Regions from separate parts of the Homo sapiens genome. Here region 2 is linked to region 1. Evidence: read pairs that join two places in POLR2A ChIA-PET (ENCODE). Cell type or tissue: IMR-90. All regions are shown on one strand. Region 1 overlaps SAMD4A (sterile alpha motif domain containing 4A). Region 2 overlaps SAMD4A (sterile alpha motif domain containing 4A).

Evidence for each region. ChIA-PET counts read pairs that join two places held together with the same protein. Peaks named below come from ENCODE experiments on the same cell type or tissue, not always from the same donor. Only the 100,000 strongest peaks of a DNase experiment are listed, where the experiment ranks them.
Region 2: POLR2A ChIA-PET joins it to region 1 with 9 read pairs; 5 of 35 experiments call an interaction of 5 or more read pairs at or near these places.

The regions. Positions count from the first base shown.
Region 1 is chr14:54,580,361-54,585,360 of GRCh38, forward strand. All of the region lies in intron 2 of SAMD4A (sterile alpha motif domain containing 4A), which reads left to right. Among named protein-coding and RNA genes, the nearest start is that of SAMD4A, 16 kb to the left of the region's middle. In IMR-90, no CTCF peak of the experiment used is centred here; no DNase peak of the experiment used is centred here.
Region 2 is chr14:54,715,421-54,720,420 of GRCh38, forward strand. The region is part of intron 3 of SAMD4A (sterile alpha motif domain containing 4A); the gene reads left to right. Among named protein-coding and RNA genes, the nearest start is that of SAMD4A-AS1, 30 kb to the left of the region's middle. In IMR-90, a CTCF peak has its summit at 45; a DNase peak (open chromatin) is centred at 2,791; H3K27ac peaks cover 1,798 bases.

The DNA of each region.
Region 1 (5,000 bases):
CACAATAAAGCACAGTTTGTTTGGATTGGAAAGTGATTAGCCCTCGTATTTTGAAATTGCAGAGTGTTATAGTGTAGGAAGCATGTTATAATCACTGTTCCAGCAATGTCTTCTTGGTTTATGCAGAATCTGACTTGGCTACTCTGGAGTTGCCCTAAACCCTAGTGGAGCACTGGGTGTCCTTCATGACTGCCCACTACCTGTGGGGAGAAATTTCATTCATTCGTTGGTTAAACAGTTCCTTACTGGGTGTTAATGTGTATGGTGGTGTGGACCAACCAGGAGTCTCCTTGTCTACGACAGCTCTTCCTGAGGGTCTTCCCCAGTCTCTTAGGGCTTGCTGGTGCCCTGCTGATACCTTTGTATAGCACTAGTCTCAAGGTACTGGTGTTGTTCACTATCTGATTACCCTGTGCCTTAGTCACTTTTATCCTCCAGTGCCTAATAGTGTGTCTAGCACATAGGTGATCTCAGAACGTTTTCGTTGAAAGAGCGGATGAATGAATTTAAAGAAATTTAACTGACATCCGTAATCCACAAGGGGTTTACCATCTAGGTTGTGAGATAAATCTAAGTGCATACAGATTGATTAACAAAACAGGTCAAGATGAGAATCCTCACGCTGTTACCAAGATACATGTGATAAAGGCCAGAGGAAATAGATGCTGGTTTCCCCTCAGACCCTTACAGAAGACCTGGGTTAGGGTCTTGGTGTCATCACATAAAGTATGTTACCTTGTAAAAATTATTTAAGCTCTCTGAGCCTCAGTTTCCTCATCTGTGAAATGGAGTTACCACTACAGAAATCACAAGGCTATTACCAGGATTGTGGATGTGTAAAAGTACTTTGTAAACTGTATCGTATTATACAAAAGCAGAGCGACATTATTCTCAAAGTACCAGTTGAAACAATGGGATACAAATTCAGGAATGTGGGTTTTAAAAGGTTCAGGAAAAGATGACCATGGTTTCTTTTTCAGAGCTTTTGCACTGTTAGCAAGAGCTGAAATAAACACATGGTTCTCTTGGTGAACACCAGGCCCCTCTGGGCCTGAACTAAGGCTTGGATCCGATGATCCAATTCAATTGGGACTTTAAGCCTTGTGGCCCTGATTTCCACAGGCTGGACTGTCTATAACGTCAAAGTTAAGTTTGTATTCACTTTCATCCTTTTCATTGATTAGATCATTAAATGTACTCTCTTCAAGTATGAAGGACTCAGGTGTCCATGCTAAAGAATTTCTTTTGGAGAAAGCCACATAAAGTGTTGTATTGTGACCTCTGTATCCCTGCCTGTAAAGATTCCAGTATGAGTGGTCATGCAGCCATTCAAAGCATGCCACAGGGATTCTATACCTATTTTGATAGTATGGATTATTTAAAAATTTCTGATAATTTTTTAAAATTCTGTTTTTAAAGAGGTAAACCTAGATAAAAATTACTAAACTTAAACCCATTCAGTGCAAAACCTTTGAGTATTTTTGGTATACCTCAGCTAAACAAGAAAATAATTATGCTTTGCTTTTTGTTCTATAATATTATTTCCACTTTTACCTTTCACTGAACAAGCGTTCGTTGGAAAAAGAGAAGGCTTTCTTGTCATTGTTCTTTGTTGTTATTATTTTAACAAAGCCTCCCTATTTTCACATTTTCTTTTTGTGGCAGAATGAGCTGTGTTAGCACATTTTGCAGATTATTGTGGTATTTGCAGATGATCTGAGCACAGTTAAAATATTGAAATTCTGAGCTATAATGTCAAACTTGAGCCTCATGTGTGATTCTGATATTAAGCTGCTGGTGGGTTATATGGGAATAATTGTGGCATATGTATGTTTAGTTCACAACATTTTAGATAGGAATAATTTGGACAAGAATTGCTGCTGCTGTTTTTTTTTTAATTTTATTTTTTATTTTTAAAGACTTTCCTACCTTCTCATTGAGAGAGAGAAAGATGCCCAGAGTTAAAATAGGAGGTGCTTGGGTATTTTGTTGAACTTCACAAGTTAAACTGGCGAATGGCGTCCATCAGCTGTTATTCAGTCCTTGAACAGAGCAGATATGTTTGTGCGAGGACAAAGAAGATGCCTCAAAGACAAAGAAGAAGATGCCTCGTCGTCCCCTGAGCTCCCACACGGCATCTGCACATCACCAGCTCAGCATTTAGCACACTGGATTGACACTGCCATGTTAGGTGAGGTGACGGCATGCCCTAGAGTGAAGGAATCTACAGCAATATGATAGCTAAATGCCACATGAAGTTCTGGATTGGATCCTGGATTGGGAAAAAACATGGCTCTAAAGGGCAGTATTGGGACAATTGGTGAAATTTAAATGTAGTCTATGTATTAGGGGATAATGCTGTTATCAATTATACATTTCCTTCTGTTATAATTGTACCTTGGTCACACCAGGAAATGTCCTTATTAGGAGACGCATGCAGAAGTCTTTTAGGGATGAGGACTTACTGCAGCTTATTCTCAAATGTTTATATATAAGGTGACAAAAATTAAGAATTGGTCAATCTTGGTGAAAAGTTTATGAGAGTAAAGTGTGCTGCTAATTTAACTTTTGTATAGCTTAAAAGATGTTTTTTTTCTTTTTTGAGACAGAGTCTCTCTTTGTCACCAGGCTGGAGTGCAGTGGCGCAATCTCGGCCCACTGCAACCTCCGCCTCCTGGGTTCAAGTGATTCCCCTGCCTCAGCCTCCCGAGTAGCTGGGGCTACAGGCGTGTGCTACCATGCCTGGCTAATTTTTTGTATTTTAGTAGAGACGGGATAAAAAGATAAATTTTTTACCTTTTAAGAAATCCTGCACTGGAACATTGGCTCCAGGAGGAAGGGGCTGTGCTTTATCTCCCTCACGTAGGGTTGCCAAAGAAATTACAGGAACCCCAGCTAAATTTGAACTGCGAATGGGGCATACTTATACCACATATACTAGAAAGTTATTCATGGTGTATTTGCAATTCAAATGTAACTAGGGGTCCTATAGTTGTATTTGCTGAGTCTGGCAACCTTGTCCTGAATTAGCAGTGCCCCGAGAAGCAGCAGGGTGGCCTGTAGGAGGTGTTCATCTGTTATGTGGAATGAATGGTGCCTCTTCAGAATTCTGTTGTGCAGTCTTCTATTAGAGAAAACCCTTTTTATCTGAGCATGGAGTTGGGACATTACCTGTAGTTGGATATGATCTCCTTATCCTTCTCCCTTTGATTGATCTTTTTCTTTGAGCTGATTTGAGCTTTCTTCTTTTCTCTGTAGTTGGCGGAATCAGCTCAGTTACATTTTTTACTAAGTTACCCACATTCTGACACTCCTTGACAGTTTTAAGATCTTCTTCTAACACACTTGAATAGAATGGATACTGGAATCTATTTTGACAGCTGTTGAAAATCTATTCTGTTGTTACAGGAGGTTAAGGAGGTTATTTGTAACACTGGGATTATTTAATGAACCTTTTGAAAAGGTGTGCAGACTGTTCAGGCAAATAGTATTTTTTAGAATTTAAATGATTTTGGTTTTCACAGTTAAATTATCAAATGTAATGCTTTTAAGAATTATACACCTAGTAATATTTTTCATTAATTTTCTCCACCAGTGTAGTAATAGTACATTACAATGTTCTCAATTACCGGTGCCTTCTAAAATGCAGGTGTAGAGTCTTTAAATACAGCTAGTCTATTGCCAGCTGTCCCATAGATAACCTTCTCTTTAAAAGTGACCTTTGAGCAATTTCATAAAGAATAAATATTTCTAGTTTTTTGTTGCTGAACTGCTAAAAGATGGTTCTATACATGTAACAGGTGGCTTTAGTTGGGTTGCTTTCACTGAAATTTGATTCAAATAAAGCATTGCATTATTTTACCTTTGGAATTATAATTATGTGCCAGACTGACTTCATTTTTGGCACACTGCATTTCAGTGTTGAGGTTTGGGTTGAGGATGGAGTGTCTTGCATGTGCAGGAGTAGGAGAGCTTTGCAGATAAGACATAGCAGCTGAGGCATAAAACATCAGCGTCTTTTTTATGCATCAGAGGAATTTCTATCAGAGGAGTTGCTGTTCTACTAGGCTTTAGATTTAGGGACAACTGTTCAGATTAACCCCTTAGACTTGAATTTTCTTTGATCTCAAATCCAAAGCATTAAAGAAGACTCTGTCAAGTTAACCATCAGTACAGTGCTTAACACACAGTAGGCACACAAAATAAAATTTGTTCAATGGAATAAACTAGACAATTATGTTTGGGTTATTATTTAATATTAAATGTGATTTAATTACTTGAAATAGACGATCTTTCAGTTCCTGCCCTTTACCGCATTGCTTGGCAACACAATTGTTAACATGTTTTCTGATTAAAATAAATGTTCTTACCTAAGTTTATGCTAGATTATAGCATAAAGATTTAGAAGCATTAAATGGATGAAATAGAATTTGACACGTAGGCTATTTCTGAGAAATCTATTTTATTAAGTATACTTTCTCTTGTGCCTGAAAAAATTTATCAAATTGTCCAAATCAGGTTCTAGCAAAGCAGGTAGAAGAGTTTTTAAAAAGACAATGTTCTTAGAAGAATTATATTTCTATTGTAGAAAGATTTAAAAAAGAAAAAGTTACATAAATAACACCTATAATCCTATTTTTCATTTTGTTGGCTATATTTAGTGTCTTCTACCATACACAAATTTTTCTTACACAAATATACAAAATTAGGTCCATTTGACATACTGTACAGTGGTATGTATCTCTACATATATGCCATTTGGTGAAAAAAATATCTAAACTGCCTTTTAAACTTAAACTGTCATTAATATTTTAATGCACCATCATAAACTCTTTTATGACAGTATTTTAAATGACCGTGTAGCATTCTATAGTATGGCTGTGCCATAATTTATTAAACCAAACCCTTACACTTGGACATTTAGGTTATTTCCAGTTTCTTACAATGCTGTGGTAAACATCCTTTAAAGCACAGATTTGACCTCAGGTTATATGCCTGTA
Region 2 (5,000 bases), 140 kb after region 1:
TCTAGGAGAAGTGGGATGTGACAAAGCCAGGAAGAGAGCCTCCTGCTGTATTCAGCATTAACTACATACTACGTGAAAAATCTAATACGGTTTTGGTCCCCCTAATTTTAAAAAAGAATGTGAAAAAATCAGTAACTGCTACCTGGAGTGTGAAGGGAAGTCTGGTGGACAGGGTGGGGGAATTATTTATCATCCTGCTCTTTGAAGTAAGCACCATATTAATGTCATGTATTACCTATTAAAAATATATAAAATGAGAAATACATGAGGATATTAGTGAAGAAAGAGGGGAAAAAGAAGATAGCCTAAAATAAAAAGCAAAATGATTCAGCCTGGAATAATAATGCTAAATAAGGGGTGATCTGATAATTTAGAAACGTATTAGAGTTTATTAATAGGAAACACAGTATCATGAGTTCCTTAGTCTCTGCCATATAGAAAGAAAAGAAAATTGGCAAAAATAATACTGGTTTAAGGTCATGGTGATGATGAAACTTCAGGAGCATGCTACAGTTATAAATGTGGATTCTAAAGAAAAAAAAATCAGAGGATCACCAAGTTCTGTTGCTTGGCACCTGAATCACAGGCCACTTGAAAGCCATTCTTGCTTGATGATTGTGGTTTCATCAAGACAGATTCTTTTGGAAGAAAAGTGGACTATTCGAAGGCTCTTTGTTTTAAGAGATCTGATAAATATTTAGCATGTTACTGGTCTTATTCAAGTACCAATAAGTCAAATATTTTCACAGTGGAAGCAGGGACACTCAGCTTTTGCCCTGTCTCAAAAACTACCCATTTTCGGTTAAAAAACAAACAACTTTTGCTATACCCAAGTCAAAACAAAGTCAGACATGTATTCCTCAGCTCCAGGTTCTTGAGAGGCCTCGATCGATAGGTAGAGCACCCAACACTGTCCTACAGAGCCTAGAAATTAAACTTTCTCAGAAGACAAGGGCTGACGAGAGGGTACATAGTATTAAGAAATTGAATATACTCTCTGTATCTCTTGTTAGTACCCAGGTGAAACATAGGAGACAAAACACATATTACAGAGGTGTCTCATTTTACACAGTGGGTATATTTCCAAAAAGTTGTTGAAGCAACCTTTTTTTAAATCAAATTATTTTCCCATTGAGTAAAACTATGATTCAGGATATGAATTTTCTTAGTTGCTCGTTAGTCTTCATTTGCCGGAACTCTTAAATGGGGGTAAGGTCCTCAGTTCCTGAGGGTCTCTAACAAAGTGAATATAAAGTATTGAAAACAAATACTGAAAAGATTTCTGTAGATGATTTTTTTGGCAATGTGTCTAACAGTCTTCTCTGATTGTATGTTGGGATTATTTAAGTATTAAGTATTCATGTTTTTTTCTTCTTCTCTGATTGTATGTTTGGATTATTTAAGTGGCTTGTGTTGTTTTTAACAAGTCACATTTATATGAAGTTGCGGGGCAGGGCAGGTGGCAGCTACAATGCCCCTCTCAGTGGTGCTTCTAAATGCAGAGGATGTAGGCTTCCCAGATACATCAGGAGTTAGAGAACTTGCTGAGGAGAGACATTGACATGATGATTTGGCCAGAATATTGCCCTGGGTCTGCATCCAATGCATGTGTTGGGAGAATGCTCAAGACTGCAGCATGCTTGCAAAGTTGGGAGAATTTGGGTGTAGTCATGAGGCCTTAGGGAGCTACATTGTGAGAAAGGGTGTTGTTCACATATGTTCATCATTATTCAAGAAATTATTTTGGCAATGGCCCACACCTGTCATCCCAACATTTTGGGAGGCCGAGCGGGGAGGATTGCCTGAGTGCAGGAGTTCAAGACCAGCCTGGGCAACATAGCTAGACCCCTATCTCTACAAAAAAATAAAAAATTAGCCAGGTGTGATGGCTTACACCTGTGGTCCCAGCTCCTTGGGAGGCTGAGGCAGAAGGATCGCTTGAGCCCAGGAATTTGAGCTGCAGTGAGCTATGATTGCACCACTGCACTCCAGCCTGGACTACAGAGCAAGACCCTGTCTCAAAAAAAAAAAAAAAAGAAAGAAATTTTTTTCATGCCTATGATGTTGTTATTCATTCTGCTAGATTTAGCAGCATAATGTTAATACCCCAACACAATGTTACATCCAAGTATTAATCTAAAAGTCCATAATGACATCTCTGGGTAAAAATGACCACATTTATAGATTTGTTTACTTTTGGCAATGTAGCTCTAAATTCACCTGGAATCTCAAAATATTGTGGCTAAAGTTCAAAGTCTGAGAGTCCTTGATGCCCAAGAGTGTCTCTACTTTGGGTATGAGACTGACAACGTGATTGAGGCTAGGCAGTCCCTGAAAGTGGATCTGAACTACAGATCCTAAATTCAAGGTAAGCATCTTTGCAGACCTCGCTGTTGTTCAGGAATGAGTATTGTCAATACTCAGAAAAAGGAGATGTCTTGCAAGCAAATATGTTGCTTGAAGGTTTTTTTTTTTTTTTTTGCTCAATCTATGAGATTTGTGAAAGAGAATTTAAAGCTGTGTATGGTCACAGTTCTTTCCCAATTTTCTGTTGGTGATTCTCTCTTTTTCTTGCTAGAGACAGCTGCATAATTTTTATTTGCTTCTAGAGCTATTCTCTTGCTCCTCTTCCCCCAGCCACTCAATCTATATGCAATTCAGAGACCAGGCTAATTATGGGGTGCTAGAGAAGCAGTTGCCCAGAGAAAAGCTCTTTAAGCACTCAACTGGGATAGAGCTGGGGTCACACTCGTGACCATCTCTCCATTCACGTCTGCATGTCTGCGTGTGAGCTGCCTTCCACTCTTTTGCAGTTGCATAAACAAACTTTTTAGAAAGGTCAACACAAGGAATGAATGCTTTTTCTTAAAGAACAGAGCAAGGAAAGATTTCATGTTTACTTCTTGAGGCTTCACTACTGGAAGAATAGCCACAAAGTGGCCAAGAAAGAAAGGATATGTTCCTCTCCTTAACCAGGGCTTTGTGTTTTTGGCTGCCCCAGCAATGGCTTAGGAGCAAGAAGCTTTATACACTCAAGAGCTGTACTCTCAAAATAGTGTGACTCTTAGTAAAAGGCCTGCTGAAACTCTTTGACCCAGATTGCTTTTGCCTGCAGGCTAGTTTTTTTGGGTTTTTTGTTGTTGTTGTTGTTGTTGTTTTTTCTAACTCCACTACATCATATTGGGTAAATGGTTTACTTCCAGAGATGTTAACCCTGTGAGACCATTCTGCCACCCTAAATGACACAGACTGAGAGAAACGAAGCATGTCCTGGAGAGTTCCCTTAAGAATCCTGACTTTGGGCCAGGCACAGTAGCTTACGCCTGTAATCCCAGCACTTTGGGAGGCCAAGGCAGGCAGATCACCTGAGTTCAGGGGTTTGAGACCAGCCTGGCCAACATGGTGAAACCCCATCTGTACTAAAACTACAAAAATCAGCTGGGCGTGTGGCGGGCACCTGTAATCCCAGCTACTTGGAAGGCTGAAGCAGGAGAATCGCTTGAACCCAGGAGGCAGAGGTTGCAGTAAGCTGAGATCATACCATTGCACTCTAGCCTGGGTGACAGAGCGAAACTCCATCTCAAAAAAAAAAAAAGAAAAAAAAGAATCCTGACTTTGGGAAAGAAGGGTTCAAAGGAACGCCTTTCCCCATTCCCCTTCCTTCTTGTAGAACAGCCAGCTTAGACTCAGCCTTTTGGAATCCTCCAGACTGACAAGGATTTGAATGGGGCTTTGGCTGGGCTATCAGAACTCTAGAGGAAAGGCAACCTGCTTGACACCCAGATTTATCTTCAACTTAAAGAACCCCACTGCCAAGTCTACACAATTGTGTAGACCCCACTGCCAAGTCTAAAATGGGTCCATGACGGTCATGAGGGTCCCATTGGGAATCACAGCCCTAAGCCCGTGACAGAGTAGACTTGAAGGCTTCCTTTGGTGCTGGAGAAGTTTGCTTTTCTTCAAGTCCTATCATTCAAAGTTGAGTCTGACTTTCCCAAATTGTTCCAGCTCTGATCCACAACTCCCAAATCTAGCAATGGAGGCGGCCTGGTTTCTAGGATTGAAGGGAGAATTAGGACAAATGACCCCTTATTTCTCAACATTCCCTTCTTTGTGACACACTGTTTCATTCCAGAACATGTGTTCATGGCACAGATCTGGCAGGGTTGCTAGTATACTGAATGGCAGAATCAAAGTCCAGAACGGTCTTGGGCAATATCAAGCTGTGGTTCAGAGCACACATGGTGGCGTGAGACTGACCTGGGTTTGAGTCCCAGTTCCACTGATTACTACCTGTGTGACCTTGGAGAAATAGCTTAACCTCTCTTGGCCTTGATTTCATCAACTTAAAAAGGAGTACTAAGTGCCACCCATAAGCGGTTGTGAAAGTCCTCTCTGGGTTTACATACAGTCTTTTTCTTGAAGACATCCTTCTATTCTCCTACTCCCATCTGTGTTAGTTACCCTCAGTCTAGCTTTCCTAGTCTAAAATATTTGCTTCTGCAGCTCTAGAAAATTTTCTTGAATTTTCAAAATAATTTCCTCTCATTAATTTTCTTCCTCGCTCTTTAAAGAATTTCAGATTAGATAATAGCTCCTCTCTATTGATCTTCTAATCTCCTTAATGTTTCTTCTCCTATTTTGTTTTACTTTTAATCTTTCTGTTCTACTCACCAGGTGATTCATATAACTTGATCTTTCAAACATACTATGTAATTTTAGATCTCTGCTATCATATTTTCAAATTCCGAGAGTTCTTTTTTGTCTTTTTAAGGTTCCTTTTTGTATTGCATTCTGTTCTTGTTTCATAGCTGCCAAATCTTTTCTAATGTCTCTGAAGATATCACATTTGATTTTTGGAGTTCTCTTCTGCTCCCAATATTGCCTGTGTTTCTTGGAGTTTTTTCTCTTCTGTTTGTGTTGGACTCTGTCTCAAATAAGAAGCATTCCTCAGTTATCTGTTGATTCTTACTTTCCTTTTATTTAAGAGGAAGGGACCT